2 separate regions of the Homo sapiens genome follow, and region 1 is linked to region 2. Evidence: read pairs that join two places in POLR2A ChIA-PET (ENCODE). Cell type or tissue: PC-9. All regions are shown on one strand. Each heading gives the region's core, and the rest is flanking DNA. Links, peaks and the distances in the headings are about the cores only.

The links. Peaks named below come from ENCODE experiments on the same cell type or tissue, not always from the same donor. Only the 100,000 strongest peaks of a DNase experiment are listed, where the experiment ranks them.
Region 1: POLR2A ChIA-PET joins it to region 2 with 18 read pairs; 2 of 35 experiments call an interaction of 5 or more read pairs at or near these places.

What each region holds. Positions count from the first base shown.
Region 1 is chr1:205,607,622-205,616,350 of GRCh38, reverse strand. It overlaps ELK4 (ETS transcription factor ELK4), which reads left to right. Exons shown (of 5, transcript NM_001973.4): 5 at 1-8,408. Among named protein-coding and RNA genes, the nearest start is that of ELK4, 20 kb to the left of the region's middle. In PC-9, for the core only: no CTCF peak of the experiment used is centred there; DNase peaks (open chromatin) are centred at 4,970 and 5,240; H3K27ac peaks cover 991 bases.
Region 2 is chr1:205,380,885-205,389,496 of GRCh38, reverse strand. It overlaps LEMD1 (LEM domain containing 1), which reads left to right. Exons shown (of 6, transcript NM_001199050.2): 5 at 5,133-5,209; 6 at 7,641-8,119. The coding sequence ends at 7,839. LEMD1-AS1 (LEMD1 antisense RNA 1) reads right to left here. Exons shown (of 4, transcript NR_038425.1): 3 at 7,353-7,470; 4 at 2,057-4,264. Among named protein-coding and RNA genes, the nearest start is that of LEMD1-AS1, 12 kb to the right of the region's middle. In PC-9, for the core only: no CTCF peak of the experiment used is centred there; no DNase peak of the experiment used is centred there.

The sequences.
Region 1 (8,729 bases), core at 1-8,000, 230 kb before region 2:
TTAATTGGAGTCTAAACTCCACCTCCCTCTGTCTTTTCCTTTTCTTTTTCTTTCCTTCCTTCCTTTTCTTTTCTCCTTTAAAAATATTTTGAGCTTTGTGCTGAAGAAGTTTTTGGTGGGCTTTAGTGACTGTGCTTTGCAAAAGCAATTAAGAACAAAGTTACTCCTTCTGGCTATTGGGACCCTTTGGCCAGGAAAAATTATGCTTAGAATCTATTATTTAAAGAAATATTTGTGAAATGAATTGGCATCTTTAGGACTAAGTGTGCTCTGTTGAATGACTTAAAGTGAGCTGTTCCTAAGCAGTGGAAGAAGAAGAATCATTCCTATTCATACAAAGTAAGATTGGAGCAGTCATACTGGGGAGATTGTTTTGTGTGAACTATAACGTGTAAGCAACTCCATGAAAAGGCATCTTGTTTACCTTTATTCAGGGTGGATCTCTTAGCCATATGTATGATCCTGTCTGAACCTGTCAACAGAGCATGGAGCTAGTCTATTTCACTATAGAAAGATTTTTAGACCTGGGGTTTAAGACAGTTTTTGGAACACCTAGTAAGAATATGGGACCTCACATCTAGCACAGAAATGCTCTTTGCCCTCTGGGTGGTATGATTATATGCCCATGGAATACAGCATGGGAAATGATCACTTTTAGGAGGATGAACTTGGATTTTGAATATTTGAAACATCTCTGAGTAAAAGATTCGATCAGATAACTTGAAACAACATGTAGTGGTTTTCTCAATTAGAAGATAACCAAGTGAAGGACCTGTCTTTTTCCTGTTCATTTTACCTCATTTTCTACTATACATTTATCACCTTTCCTTTATGTTTAAGGTTGTTAGAGGTTATGATAGTTTTAAAGATGCAGTTAGGAAGGTAGAATTCAAAGTGAAGCCTCCCCAGTCAGGAGCGAAGATGTGCTTATTTCCTTTTTTTTTTTTTTTTTTTTTTTTTGAGACAGAGTCTTGCTCTATCACCCAGGCTGGAGTGCAGTGGCGCGATCTCAGCTCACTGTAAGCTCCGCCTCCCGGGTTCAAGCAATTCTCCTGCCTCAGCCTCCTGAGTAGCTGGGACTACAGGCATGCGCCACTACGCCTGGCTAATTTTTGTATTTTTAGTAGAGACGGGGTTTCACCATGTTGGCCAGGATGGTCTTGATCTCTTGACCTTGTGATCCGCCCACCTCAGCCTCCCAAAGGCGCAGGCTCAGATGTGCTTATTTCTTTCAACTTTTTTTTTTTAAATGGGGAAGAGCAGAGTTCATTTGGGAATGCTTATACATAGGGATTGGATTGTTCATATTAGTAGTAAAAAATGTAGGCCTTATTCTCTACATTACCAAATTTTTAAAATATTACTATATGGTAATCAATGCCAGGTACAGATTTGTTGGTTCCCCAAACTGAATTGATATCAGTATCACAGTGGAGTCTTTTGAAAATTAAAGTCCAGGATTAAATTATATGTTGTCACCATTCACCACCACTACCACCCTCCCCCACCAATCTCTCCCACCGGTTAAACTCGTCTTCTAATCCTGTAGAATCACATGAACTAAATGAAGAAGTAAGAACTTGAAGGCTCAGACTGACACTGTTACAAACTAGCATCTTCAGATGCATGGTATTTACTTTAAATGTGCTTATATACAGTGTAGAGAAGCTCTTGTATAAGAAGACATCTATGCTAGCTAACTTAGTAGTAGTAGAGGGAACATATTCAGTGAGCTGCCTTTATATCTGTAGTGTCGGAGACTTGTTACTGGTTCATTTGTGGTTATCAGTTGAAGGTTCTGTTCCTGAGATGTGCAATAGTAGTGTTGAAAGGTATTGTTTAATAGTGATGGGGAACAGACATATTGGACTTTTTTTTCCATATTAAATTATTTAGTTTGCATGCCTGTTTGAAATTGGACCTCTCAGCAGCACTTTGAAATAGTTTTAATTAGGTTAACATTTTGTACATTAAATAAGTAGATATAGATGGTTGATTTAACTAGATGTGTTAAATTTTGAAAGCACAAAGGTATTTTATCTTTTTGAATTAAAGGAGAAAAGCCATTGATTTGTTTTCACAGACAGTATTTTTAATAATTAACTGTCTCAGCACAGAGGTACCTTGGAACCAAGGGCACCATTGAAACTCAGTTGAAGCAACTTCCTAGTAAACCATTTTAGTGAGTCCTTTTTGCATAAATCTATAGCCTCTCAGAGGTGTGAGGCTGTCACAGATTGGTGATCTGCTATCTCTTTGAGATCAACTAATTTGGAGAAGTGTGTGTGTGCGTATCCTTTTTTAAGTCAAAGTTTACAACCTTACTGCAGGTGTATGAGGCAGACAGTTCTGTTTATAGACTACCTCCTTCCTGGAAAAGTCTCAGCTTCATATTCTGTTGAATATATGCAGAATTCTTAGTGTGAAAGGTGATGTACCACTTCAGATCAGTTTTCACTGGAGAGACTTGTAATTGGTAGCTGTAGCTCGTATCCATCCCTAGTCACTTTGCCAGGATGAATGCTGTTGGGCAGCAGTAGCCTAAGTTACGGAAGGGGAGCAGATTGAATGGGGTTTTGAGACATCTTCTCTGATACCTTAGCTTTCCTTCTGCTCTGGTCGCTATCCACTCAGTCGTGTGCTAGAAATGTTTAACAACCAGGATCTCTGGGGTGGGGGTGGGGGGGAGCGCTGAATTTGTAGCATTTGCTGCAAATATAAATTATAAATAAAATTCTAATATAAATTAGAATTTTATATCAAATTCTTTGATATAAATTAGTTACTCCTCCTGTGGCTGATTTCAAGCTACCACCTTAGAGTTCAGAAAGGATGTGCACAGTTGGCTCAGAGCCAGTGCTGGCAAACCATTGCATTTACTCCACCCAAGAGTGGATTTTCACATAATTTCTAAAATAATTTTTTCTTATTTATATACTGACTTTTCAAAATACAAAATTAAAATATCATGTCTGACTTCAGTGATCTTTTTCTTTTTCTTTTTTTAGAAATGAGATCTTTCAGTAATCCTTTAATTTAATTTTTTAGAGATGGAGTCTTGGTGTGTTACCCAGGGTGGACTCAAACTCCCGGGCTCAAGTGATCCTCCTGCCTCAGCCTCCTGCATAGCTGGGCTACAGGCATGCACCACCACACCTGGCTTAGTAATCCTTCTTTATTAATGGTTTGTCACAGTACGTTTGTGATGTTATATTGCTCATGGCATACTTTATGTGTTCGAACAAAGGTGGAAATTTCCATTGATTTTTTTTTTTTTAAATGTATGCACAAACAATCTGGATTTTGAGGAGTACGGTCAGGAAAAAAAAAAAAGAATTAGAGGCCCTTGAAAGGTCAACCGTAAGCTTCTTAGAGTTAAAATATGAGTTTAATTTTTTCCCACATTTTGACAGTTGAAATTTTGATAGGGACAGTAAACCTATGAGCCTCTATTAGGCTACTGGATTTTTTTTAACTGGAAAATTCCTTGAAGATTTACATACTATATTACAGATTTTAAAAGTCAAGACTGACTTAAGTAAATCAGAGGTTTGGAATTCTGGAGCTGTAACTCCAGGCTGTTGATAGTATCACTTCAGTTCCATTCACCCCTGCATTGTGTGACGTCCAGTCTGACAACATTGTTTCATCCTGATCTGACTTTCTACTATGATTCTTAAGTTCTTAAAGGTGTCCTTTTATGTTTTTGGTGAATGTAAGCACATTTAGAGCCACTCAGTACCACTTCTCAATACCTCTGAAGCAGTGGTTCAGAAAAGGAGTGTCCAGCCTTTTTGAACACACAAATTGATCAGTAAGAGTTATTGAACATAAAAACTTTCCCTATTAAAAATTCATATGGGTATATGTTAAATTATATACCGCTATACCAAAGTAATATGTGTGTTATAAAAAAATACACAAAAATTGAAGTGAAGGATGGCATAAAAAGTAATTCTTGAGTAGCAGTTATAGTATTTTCTTCCCACACCCCAGTTGGTTGTCTTGTGCACCCTCCAGAAGCACACGCTTTTCCTAAAGACTGCTGACTCAGGATATTCTCATTCTAATCTCCAAACATATATGATGCTCTCTTATGATATATGGAGAAATCCTAGAGATTTGGAGTTTTTCAGGAGAGCTTATTGTCAACTTTTGAAATTTCACATTAATTCTTTTTGATAAATTCCCAAATAATAATCCATTACCACATGTTTTCCACAGCTTTATTCCTATTACTTTCGTCAGCCTGTTGTCTCTTATCTTCATGTTAGGTATGACTCTATTTTTATTTTACTAGTCTGCTCACAGACTTCTTTGGGACTTATGTTATATTTTACCAACAAATTTAGAATTATTTCAAGTTGCTTTATGTTAAAATATATAACAAGTTACATTTTCTTGCTGCATTAATAAGTTTTTGATTTTTAAAATCTGATATTTCAGCAACTAAAGGAATACTTTTCTTTATAGGTCTGTTCTGTTTTTAACCTCATTGACTGTATATGTTTTATTTACCCGTGCCAGGAGTCTAGAATCGTGCTTAGGTGCCATTCTTAGGTATGAAAACAAGTTTGGAGACCAATGCAGGTCTCTGTGCAGAAATCTGGGGCTCTAAATGAATTACCAAACCAATAGGAAAGTTAAAATACTACTCATGATGTAGTGTGTCATCTGAAGCTATGATAGAATATATTATTTCTAAAATAGTATTGAGAAGTTAATTGTTCAGTCCATAGTAGTGTAAGTGAAGTGTGGAGGTCAGCCATAGTTGTCTTTCTTCAGCAGGTACTCTAACCAGAGACTGGGTTCTGTGGAAAATAGAATTATATTCTTGGTTTGGGATCAACAAATGTTTTGTTATTGTTTTAATGTTGCTGGCATTGCCTGAAACAAAGTGCCCTGTTATTCCTCTTATGTCATCAGAACTCTGCTTACTGAAGTTGAAGTTTAATCTTAGGATCTAGAATTCTTGTGGTTGGTCGTGTATTAAGAAAAGAAGGTGGTTTGATTTTATTTCTTGTACTTGGTGGAACCTGTTACTATACAAGTCATGTTTTGACCTGTAAGCCGAGCAAATCTGAAAGGTGAATCGTTAATGGTAGTATAATTGTTTCATTTGAAACTGTCAGTTTCTTCAAGTCACTTCTCTGAAAAAAATTATGATAGATTGATAGCCTGCCAGAAAATAGCAATTTCTAAGGTGCTGCCATCCACACTTACTTATTGTGAAATATGAAAATCCAGAGTGGTTTGTATGAGAGGGGAAATACTGGCTCTAAGCTTTCTACAGAAAACAGGAAATTCATGCTGTTGTTGACATAATTTTAAAGGAAACTTTTAACAAGAAAATTCATGAGGGATACAATCAAACATAGTTAATCTCTTGAGTGCTAATCATTTGAGTATAGTCCACATCAGGAAGTTTTATGAGGTTGAAAACTTTACTTTGAAATATTTAATTGGGAGACTAGACCATTTCTTTTTCCAAGTCATTCTGATTTATTGTCCTAGTAAATGTATGTGTATGCATATATACTGATGTATTGACTGAATGTGTGTGTGTGTGTGTGTGCGCGTGTAAATCTGTTTTCATAGGGAACATACATTGATGGCTCCTAGTCTATTTTATACTAAAACTTAAAAAAATTTGCTGCACTTTGCAGTTGCCACTTTTTAAAAGATTAATGCTTTGCACATTTCAGTAGGCCTTAAAGATGAATTGCTCACCAACATTTTAGAAATACACTGCTTACATGTGACATACTCTAAACAAAGTCATAGTAAACTGTTCTCTTAGGTTCATGTATTATTGAGCAAATAAGGATGTCCTTTCTTAAAATTTCTACATTTATGTTTGCTTTTGTGTAAAATCTTTATTAGTTTGTAAGTTTCTCAAAGAGGAGGTTTATACTGGAAGCAGTATTTCTAAAGTACAGAGATTCGACCATGGATTGAATACAGTAGTGGAGGAATGCTGGTATTGTGGCCTAATTTATCCTTTTAAACTGTATGTCATTAGTATTAGCCAAAACCTCAGAGTGGAGTGTCTTGGGCTGAATGATCTTCTCAACTTTGCCTTGTTTCCCATCTCATAAAGGCTCCTTCTGGTTCTTTTCCCTTCCAAGGATTGTGAGTCATGCTCACATAGGCCTGGGATCTTCTGGATGGGGTCGGGGAGGAGGTGGGGGTTTCCTGTGGCTGGCCCAGAGTTCTAGCCAATGGAATCATTCAAGAATGCCTAAAGTTCAGGGGTGGGAATGCCATATATTGGTGTTAATCACTTGGCACTTTCTTGGGCACCAATATTAGCACTGTTTCATTTTTAATAACTGGAAGCACTTAATGATTATTTTGTTTGTTTAATTTCAACTTAAGGATATTGAGGGTCAGAGAAGTAAGGTTTATTTCTTGTTTATGTTTTCTGGAATTTATAGGGTGTTTGTAGAAGGGATAAATGGGTTACCTAATGAGCCATTCTTCTAGGCTCTGTAAGGTATGCCCTTTTGGCTAGGATATTTTAAAATAATTTGCAAGCTTTTAATATTGTGCTTTGTAGAAATTTACGATTTTTAAAAATAATTTGCAATTGATAGATTACACTTAAATTTATAAAGTATCCAATTTTAAGTTTCTTTTCTGTTTGGTCATTGTTGCTTATTGTCTATTGTGTAGGGGACACAATCCTGACATTTCATTGTTTTGTTACTTGGGGCAGTATTAACCAGTGGCCTTTGTATGTACATTCATTGCTTACATTTATTGTTTAAGTGGTAGAGTAGCATTTTTATGAACTTCCCTGTTCAGTATTAGTGAAATTGACAGATGCGTATATGTAAAGATAGAAAAGAAACGAATACAATTAATTTTTTATTCCTTGAGGCCTATTTATTTGTTTTGGCCCTGGATCTTTTCTAATCACAATTATATTTCTTTATTTTTGCCTTTGAGCAGTTTCATTTATCTTTGTGGGCAGGGAAGATTAAATATGAAATTCAGTCCAGTCATTTTGCTACTGGTTAGCTTTAGTTTGAGGCAAGTAAAAATTTTTGATTAAAATTAGTTTCTTAAAATTATGCCCTTGCTTTACCAAATAATCAAATTGGCTAAAAAATAAGGGTATGTAACTTTGCATTTTGAAGAACAAACCAATAATTTTTCATGAGCCCTACTCGATCTTCTTTAAAGAAGACCTTCCTAAGAGACAATTAGGGATGAGTTTGATTAATGGGAAATAGCTCTAGGTTAGATTATTTTAAATTCCATACACCAAGTGATTTAACCACAGTGGCAGTGGCAGTTTCTGAACCGTCAAGTATGAACATCACTTAAAAATTAAAAGATGCTTAATAATAAACTCTTAATTTTCATTAAGCCAATCTGTAATTCAGAAGAAAAGCATATGTCTGCCATGGGACTATTGCAGTGCGTCTCCATCAGTGTTAACACAGGAGAGATATGTTATTTTATGTGTATGTCTTAGTTTGGGATATGTGGTAGTAAGAACATGTCAAGAGTGCTTTCTTCAAACCTGTCAGCTCAACTGAGAAGACAGTTACTTCATTGCTTATTTTTTCCCTTGTTTTATTGAAATCTGTATCTCATATCCAGTATCTAACACTTTGTAGAGATACTTACATATAATGTAAGTGCACACCTACCCAGAGGAATGGATAACTGTTAAAGTGTTAATAATAGCTCGTCTTAGTTGATTTCAGCATAATTTACATTAGGGAGACCTAAAAAGCACCTTCAAAGTATTAAAAGCACCTTTTTTTTTTCTTTTTCCTAAAAAAGCAATTAAAATGGTCACTGCTAACATTTATTAAACTTCATGTTAGTTGATGAAACAGCTGGAGGGAAGCTGCCACATCTCCTAGCTAAGCAGTCTGACTTACCTGTTGGGAAACAAAGGGATATTGCTCTAAGATTGATTAGGATGATTGTAGCTAGAGTCTTGAATTCTATCTGTATACGGCAGAGAAACTTTATAGAGTGTAGAGAGGTGAGCGAAAGGATGCAAAAGCACTTTGAGGGCTTTATAATAATATGCTGCTTGAAAAAAAAAATGTGTAGTTGATACTCAGTGCATCTCCAGACATAGTAAGGGGTTGCTCTGACCAATCAGGTGATCATTTTTTCTATCACTTCCCAGGTTTTATGCAAAAATTTTGTTAAATTCTATAATGGTGATATGCATCTTTTAGGAAAGATATACATTTTTAAAAATCTATTTTATGTAAGAACTGACAGAGGAATTTGCTTTGTATAATGCAGGCTGGCTTTACAAAAGCACTGTAGCAAATTTACTACAAGTCTAAAAGTATACATATATGTTAATAGATATATGTGCAACTAGATATGGACAGCAGTTGTATTTTTTTAAATAAATATTTTTAACAAAATGATTTTCTGAATTGATTATTTATTCCCTTCTCTCACATTCATTGAGGTGGTCTCTTTACAGTCTCTGTATTACATTTTCATCCATGCTAACTGTGGGTCAGGAAAGAGTTGTTTTCCCAATGGCTATCATTAAAATCTGGCCTTCAACAATTTGATATGTATCTACATTAAAATATTTAAAGTCTAGATTCAGATAGGTGGTGAACAGGGGAGATTGTAAAATGATTGTTGACATAAAAGGAATTAAGAGAGAACTGAGTGGCTAGAAAAAATATTCACCATGTGAAATCTCTTTTTGTTTTACTTGAAAAATAAAGGGTTTT
Region 2 (8,612 bases), core at 1-8,000:
TGCAGGTGTCAGCCTGTGAAATTTTGGCCAACTTCAAGCCTACACGGTAAATATATGTCTTGTGGAAATGCAAACAAACTTGTATTTCTTTATGGACAGTTAGTGATGGCTCTAGTCAAGGTAGATTATTTTTAAAAAACCAAATGTAGGCTGGGCACAGTGGCTCACGCCTGTAATCCCAGCACTTTGGGAGGCTGAGGTGGGTGGATCACTTAAGGTCAGGAGTTCAAGACCAGCCTGGCCAACATAGTGACTCCCCATCTCTACTAAAAATACAAAAATTAGCCAGGCATGGTGGCATGCACCTGTAGTCTCAGCTACTCGGGAGGCTGAGGCAGGAGAATTGCTTGAACCCGGGAAGCGGAGGTTGCAGTGAGCCGAGATTGTGGCACTGCACTCCAGCCTGGGCGACAGAGCAAGACTCTATCTCAAAAAAAAAAAAAAAAAAAAAAAAAAAAAGAAAGCAAATGTACTTTTTGGTGATTTTAATGAGAATACAAAATGATTATTGTTCTTTCTGGCTCTGGATGTTAGCCCAGTGTTTTGTAGTTAACTGTAATGTGATACAGTATGACATAAAATGTCATATGCAATATTATTTCAGACTGACTGTGATATACCTAAGTAGGCCAGAATTAGCACAAAATAGTCCACCTGGAAAAAAACACCCTTATGAAAATGTCAATTCATCCGAGAAATTAAGAATGGAACTATTGACTAAAAATGTTACTTCCGTAGGAAATTAATGATTTTGATAATTTATTAATTAATGAAAAGTTTTTAAAAACATGTTTTGACATATTTTCAATGATGAGTTCTTCTATAATAATAGAAATGTATTTTTACAGCATTGGAGCCAGAATATCTGGGTTTAAATTATAGCTATGCCTTTTATGAATTGTGTTGTCTAGGGCAAATAACTCAGCTCCCTAAGCCTCTACTTCCTCCTCTGTAAAACGGTGACTGTAATAATTACCTCCTAGAGTTGTTAGAAAGATTAAGTGAATTGGCCAGGCATGGTGGCTCACACTTGTAATCCCTGCACTTTGGGAGGCCGAGGCAGTTGGATCACAAGGTCAGGAGATCAAGGCCATCCTGGTGAAACCCCGTCTCTACTAAAAATACAAAAGAATTATCTGGGTGTTGTGGCTCGCGCCTGTAATCCCAGCTACTCAGGAGGCTGAGGCAGGAGAATCACTTGAACCTGGGAGGCGGCGATTGCAGTGAGCCGAGATCACGCCACTGCACGCCATCCTGGCAACAGAGCAAGACTCTGTCACAAAAAAAAAAAAAAGAAAGAAAGATTAAGTGAATTGAAGTATGTTAAATGCCCAAGATAATAGATGTTCAGAACATGGTATTTCTAATTCCCTCCACTATCATGCTGCAGTACCATGTGGTGATTATGGGCAGGGACTGTGGGGCTCTTAGCTCCATTGCCTCACCAGCTGTGTAAGCATGGGCAAGCTACTTAAACGCTCCATGCCTCAGGGTTCTCATCTGTAAAATGGGCACAATAAAAGCACCTTTCACATAGGGTGGTTTTGAGAATGAAATTAGTTTACTGATGTAAAATGCTTAGAATGGTGCCTGGTGCACAGGGAATGCCATATACGTGTTAGCTAGTGTTGTAGTGAGACAGTCACAGTTTGTTGTATTGGCATATCTCTGACTTACTACTTTTATAACTAACTACAGCTGTGGCCAGCAATATGCTTCAGGCCTTGGGAGTGTGGTGGAATTTTCGGACTTGAATGCCGAGGTATAGCAAAGAGGGTGGAAAAGCAGAGGGGGCCACATATTCCCCAGCTCTGGGCTCCAAATGCTTTGCTAAAACAGCCATCTTTGCAGATTCTAGCTCTGGGCCTAAGGAGAAGAGAGCAAAGATATTATGTGTCTCCTGGGTGCCATTTACCCTCACTGAGCCACTGCTTTAATAAACACCAATATTTTTTAGCTCCACTGTAAATGTTGTTTATAGTGAAAATCATATTATAACAGCATTAATGGAATTTTTTAAAAGATGAAATATAAATCAACTGCAAACACACCACTTGATGCAAAAACTGATTTTATTTTTTCAATTTACCTCTAGTTTTTGTTTACATGCATATCTAGTATATGTTCACACAGTAGACATCACTGTTTATGTACAATTTATACCGTTTATTAACACTAATCAATAATGCTTTTCCCTGTTATATGGCCTTTATAATAATAATTATTATTGATAGCTGCACAGTCAGGTAGATAGGCCATAATTACTCCATTTTTGAAAATGACAATGTCCACCTTCTACATACTGCAGGAGAACTCTACATATGAATGATAGCAAAGAAAACAAATTGTAAAAGAAAAGGAAATAAAAGGCCTAAATCTCCTTATGGCACAAGGGGAGTATTTGATTGCCTAGGAGCTGTGAAATTCTATCATTTGATTTTGCAATGAACTTCTGCCCCAAATGCTTTATTTCACGTATCTATTTTTAAATTTAAGCGAATTAAAAAGAAGTTGCATGTGATGGATATGTAGAGGTTCATGATACTGTTGTCTATTTTTGTATATGCTTAAAATTTTCCATAAGTAAAAAAAGAATTTGCTTATAAATGATTTTTCCAATACCCTTGGAAATAGCTTGAAATATCTCTTGGTGAGCATGCCAACACTAACCCACATAGCACCTTTGTGGGAAATCTCTTCCTCAAGAGCCTTTGCTTCCCTGTTCCTGGAAGGGTATGTGGTAAGGGTATGTAAATCTACAGTGTCTACACGGGGAAAGGTGCTGTTTGCATGTGGCACTCTTGCATGGTGCACAACTTCCCACATATGCAAAGGCCTTGCTTGGGTATCGCTAAACCACTGTTGAGAACATGTTTAAGAAGGGGGGCACAGGGGCCGGGCGCGGTGGCTCAGGCCTGTAATCCCAGCACTTTGGGAGGCTGAGGCGGGCGGATCACAAGGTCAGGAGATCGAGACCATCCTGGCTAACACAGTGAAACCCCACCTCTACTAAAAAATATAAAAAATTAGCCAGGCATCGTGGCAGGTGCCTGTAGTCCCAGCTACTCGAGAGGCTGAGGCAGGAGAATGGCGTGAACCTGGGAGGCGCAGCTTGCAGTAAGCCGAGATCGCGCCACTGCACTCCAGCCTGGGTGACAGAACGAGACTCCATCTCAAAAAAAAAAAAGAAGGGGGCACAGGGAGTACAGGGGAAGGGGAGGAGGCTGTAGCTGTTCCATCATTGGTGACCTGTACTGGGTAGATGGTGACTAGCAGTGCGTGATGCTACAGCAAGCCATGCCCTCCCCACCCCACCCTGCGCTGGGACCCTTGGGCCTGCCATAAGTCATAGTCCACACTCACTGGAGGGGTCCACTCTATTGTTGTGTCCTGACCACATCCTTGCTAAGACCCAGGCTCTTCTTTCTCCTAGTAGCTCCGTGATGAACACAAATGCCCTTCTCCTGTCGGACCCTCCAGACACTCCAGTCCAGTCTACCTTGGGATTGCGGTCATTACTCTCCTCTTGACTTTCCTTGTGCTTCTTGTTCTGTCCTGGTCTCTGTCAGTCCTTTCCCTGTCTGACGCGAGTCCCAGCTCCTTATACCACTCCTGGGAATTCTCCAGTTCCTGACTCACTGTCTGCAGCCTGCAGGCTCTGACAGCACCGCAGGTGTCAGAAGGCGCCTCTTATGTTCAAGGGTCCTGGGCTTCCAGCATGGGAGTAGACGGCAAGTTACCAGTGGCCCCAAATGTTAGATACTGTGGCTTGATTACAGAGAAATAGGAGACAGCTCCATGAGATCCAACAGATGGTCTGATTAGGGAAGAAGGAAGCCAGTGCAGAACACTTACAAAATAACCATGCTTGATAGTGAGCTGTTTTGGACAGGGACGGTTTGGCAGGCCCTTCTGAAATCTTCACAGCCGGCGTCAGGCCTGGCACTCAGCAGCACGCAACAAATAATTGTTAAATGAATAAATAAAACATAAGGGCTGGACACAGTGGCTCACACCTGTAATCCCAGCACTTTGGGAGGCTGAGGCGGGTGGATTGCTTGAGGCCAGGTGTTTGAGACCAGCCTAGCCAACATGACAAAACCCCGTCTCTGCTAAAAATATTATACAAAAATTAGCCAGGCGCGGCGAAGAGTGCCTGTAATCTCAGCTACTTAGAAGGCTGAGGCAGGAGAATTACTTGAACCCAGGAGGCAGAGGTTACAGTTAGCCAAGATCGTGCCACTACACTCCAGCCTGGGTGACTCTGTCTCCAAAAACAAACAAACAAAACACTACAGTACAAAATGTGTATATTAGGGCTGAAGAAATATAGCATAGAAGAGTGATCTGAGTGGATGAGAGTAATCAAGATTTCCTATGGGGGAAATTACTTTTAGAAACTGAAGGGTAGAGAGAAGTCTAGTGTAGTAGTCCAAGCACGTAGTTCTCCACTGATAATACTGTGTAGCCTCTAGCAAGTTACTTAACCTTTCTGTGTCTCAGACTCATTTCCAGAACAGAATAGTGCTTACTAGATAGGGGTGGAGTGCTCCCTCGCAGGTGGTGCTCACTGGAAGGCCTCAGTGAGTTAATGGGTAAATGGGGCTTAGCGCTTGATCAATAGAATTAGCAACATCATCTGACATCCCATCTTCACATTCCTGGGAGTCCCCTACAATTGCTCCTACTTCTCTTACAAAGCAACATTTCGTTCTCCTAAATTATTTTCTAGTCCTTGTTCATAGTCAACTTGCTTTGTTAAAATTACTTTATTCTTTGTAGAAAATGATGCATGCTCATAAAAAAGAGCTCCAAGCAATAAAGTACAAATAAAGAAGCAAAATAGAGCTGATATTTAAGAACAGAGTGCTGTTCTCATCACGTGGCCCTAGTCCCTTGTATGTGTATTGTTCTCATGCGAGTCACTGAAGTAAAATATTACTCCATGGAACTTAGATGTTTTTGCTAATTCTTGAATAAAGACAAACAAGTTTGTATTTTAAAGTACCAAACTACCTAATGTGCCAAGAACTTTTGGCATATTATGTGACTTTTTCTAGAATAAAAACCAAGGTTATTTGTATAAGACATTGGAAACAAATTCCTCTTGACATTTTCTTTCTGTTTATCAGTGGCCTGAGGCTTCCACCACTAAACGCAAAGCTGTAGATACCTATTGCTTGGATTATAAGCCTTCCAAGGGAAGAAGGTAATGATGTTTTTTAGCATATGTGGAAATTGATATTATTGTATTCTGTAGCTCTGGAAAAAACTAATTATTCAGATTTCTGTGAAGGGTTTAGCCTGAAAAGAATCTGTTGAGAAAGGAGAAAGATTTGTAATATCCAACAATTTCAAAGCCAAAGTTACTAGTTCATTGTTCATATTTAGAGATAAGGAAATAGGCCCGGGAGAACTGGGAAGACAGGGCAAAAGTCGCAGTGGACTGAGATCACAGCCCAAGTCTCCTGATGTGTAGCCATTTGGAAACATTTCTTTCTATTTGTGCCTTGGAAGGTGGGCAAGAGGCAAAAAAAAAAAAAAAAATGTAAAGGATATAAGGCCGGGTGCGGTGGCTCTTGCCTGTAATCCCAGCACTTTGGGAGGCTGAGGCAGATGGATTGCCTGAGGTCAGGAGTTCGAGACCAGTCTGGCCAACATGGTGAAACCCCATCTCTACTAAAAACACAAAAAAATTAGCCAGACGTGGTGGCATGCGCCTGTAATCCCAGCTACTCGGGAGGCTGAGGCAGGGGAATTGCTTGAACCAGGGAGGCGGAGCTTGCTGTGAGCCGAGATCATGCCACTGCACTCCAGCCTGGGTGACAGAGCGAGACTCTGCCTCAAAAAAAAAAAAGAAAAAAGAAAAAAAAAAAAGGATATAAATACACAGTTAAATAGGATAAATAAGACCTAGGGTTCAATAGGTCAGAAGAGTGGCTTTAGTTAACAATAACCTATTGAACACTTCAAAATAGCTAGAAGAGAATAATTTAAACATTCCTAGCATAAAGAGAAGATAAATATTTAAGGTGGTGGATATCCTAATTACCCTGATTTGATCTTTACACATTATATGAAGGTATCAGAATAGCACATGTTGGCTGGGCACAGTGGCTCATGCCTGTAATCCCAGCATTTTGGGAGGCTGAGGTAGGAGGATCACTTGAGGCCAGGAGTTTGAGATCAGCTTAAGCAAAATAGTGAGATCCTGTCTCTACAGAAAAATTTAAAAATTAGCCAGGCATGGTGGTATGTGCCTACAGTCCCAGTTACCTGGGAGGCTGACGCAGAAGGATTAGTTGAGCCCAGGAGTTCAAGGCTGCAATGCAGTGAGCTATGATCACGCCACTGCATTCCAGCCTGGGCAACAGAGTGAGACCCTGTCTCAAAAAAATATGTATGTAATATAAAATTACATATACCCTCAAATATGTAAATCTATTATGTATCAATTTTTAAAAACGAATAAAAAGAGTAAGTAGTTCAAATAAAAGCTCAAGACAGGCAATTGTATTAGTCAGAAAGTAAAGCTTTCTGGAGAGTTTCCTAACTTCTGAATAAACTTCAGCAGGTTTTGCAGAATTAGGCTAGTGGAAACATAAGGCTCTTGCAAAAAAATTTCAGAAAGTACTCTTGCCTTTTTAAGTGCAAAATAAGCAGATTGCAAAGGCGCTTTTCCTCTCCACCCTGAAAGGTGGTGTTTGTACTTGAGAAGGGAGGAAGGAGGGGGCCTGAGTACTGAGGCTTCCCATCCACTTATACAATTTCCCAGCGAGGACTTGGGGATCTGCAAGGCCTGTGCCAAGTCAGGCTTTATGCCGGCATTGAGAAGTGATACACAAGTGGGTGGAAACAATGAAGAAATGTTTTGTGGGATTTGAGAGACCTCATATCCCCCAATACGCTGTTAGTATCACTTGTTGAAATTAGAGACTGGGCACAGTGGCTCACGCCTGTAATCCCAGCACTTTGGGAGGCTGAGGTGGGAGGATCCCTTGAGCCCAGGAGTTTGAGACCAGCCTGGGCAACATGGTGAGCCCTCGTCTCTACAAAAAAATTTATTTTTTAATTTTTTTGGAGACAGGGTCTCATTCTGCCACCCAGGCTGGAGTGCAGTGGCACAATCATAGTACACTGCAGCCTCAAACTCCTCGGCTCAACTGATTCTCCCATCTCAGCCTCCATGCCCAGCTAATTTTTATATTTTTTGTAGAGACAGGGTTTCGAACTCCTGGGCTCAAGCAGTCTGCCTGCCTTGGCCTCCCAAAGTGCTGGAATTACAGGTGTGAACCACCACACCTGGCCTACGAAATTTTTTTTTTTAATTAGCTGGGGGTGGTGGCATGTACCTGTGGTCCGAGCTACTCGAGAGGCAGACGTGGGAGGATGTCTTGAGCCCAGGAGGTTAAGGCTGCAGTGAGCTGTGATTGTACCACTGCACTCCAGCCTGGACAACAGAACAAGATCCTGTCTTAAAAGAAAAAAAAAGAAATTAGCCTAGGTTTTTAGTAAGGAGAGGCTACCTCTAAAGCCCCACCATGACTGCACCCTTGGGCTTCAAGACCCACACACTTTAAGGGGCTACTCAAGTGCACCACAGCTGTCCACAATCCTAAGAGCCACTGATGTTTTCACAGGTGGGCTGCAAGAGCACCAAGCACCAGAATCACATATGGGACTATCACCAAAGAGAGAGACTACTGCGCGGAAGACCAGACTATCGAGAGCTGGAGAGAAGAAGGTTTCCCAGTGGGCTTGAAGCTTGCTGTGCTTGGTATTTTCATCATTGTGGTGTTTGTCTACCTGACTGTGGAAAATAAGTCGCTGTTTGGTTAAGTAATTTAGGAGCAAAGCAATGCTCCAAGCGAGGCCTCCTGCTTCAGGAAAGAACCAAAACACTACCCTGAAGGGCCAGCCTAGCCTGCAGCCCTCCCTTGCAGGGAGCCTTCCCTTGCACTGTGCTGCTCTCACAGATCGGTGTCTGGGCTCAGCCAGGTGGAAGGAACCTGCCTAACCAGGCACCTGTGTTAAGAGCATGATGGTTAGGAAATCCCCCAAGTCATGTCAACTCTCATTAAAGGTGCTTCCATATTTGAGCAGGCGTCAAACAAGGAAACTGTCTGGCGTTTTTCTTTCTAAGTATGGTGACAAGCCATAGGTCGCATTTTATTCACTCCTCCAATTGTATAGCCAATTCTGGGAAACAGCTAATTTACAGCAGAAGAATGTGTCTAGTTTAGTAAACACAAAGAAATGTCCAACACCATGAAAACAATTTAGAACAGGATAGCATTTTTGCCTTTGAAACTTAGCAAGGTTCTAAAAAATTACCATCTGACAAAGGAATGTAATAACCATGGCCTCAGGGACCAGGCAGAGCTGTGTAGGCACCCGGCTCCTCTCTTTATCGGCCCTGTGACCTTGGGTGAGTTAGTTGTCCTCCTGGAGTTTCAATTTCAGCTTTCAAAAATAGGGGTAGAATAGGCCTCTTAGGGTGATGAAGAATTTGAGGAAATAATGTGAGTAGTGGACTTAGTGTGGTCCACACCTGACTTGTAGCAAGCACTCAATAAATGCTTAAGCAATGTTACACTTTGGCACAATATGGG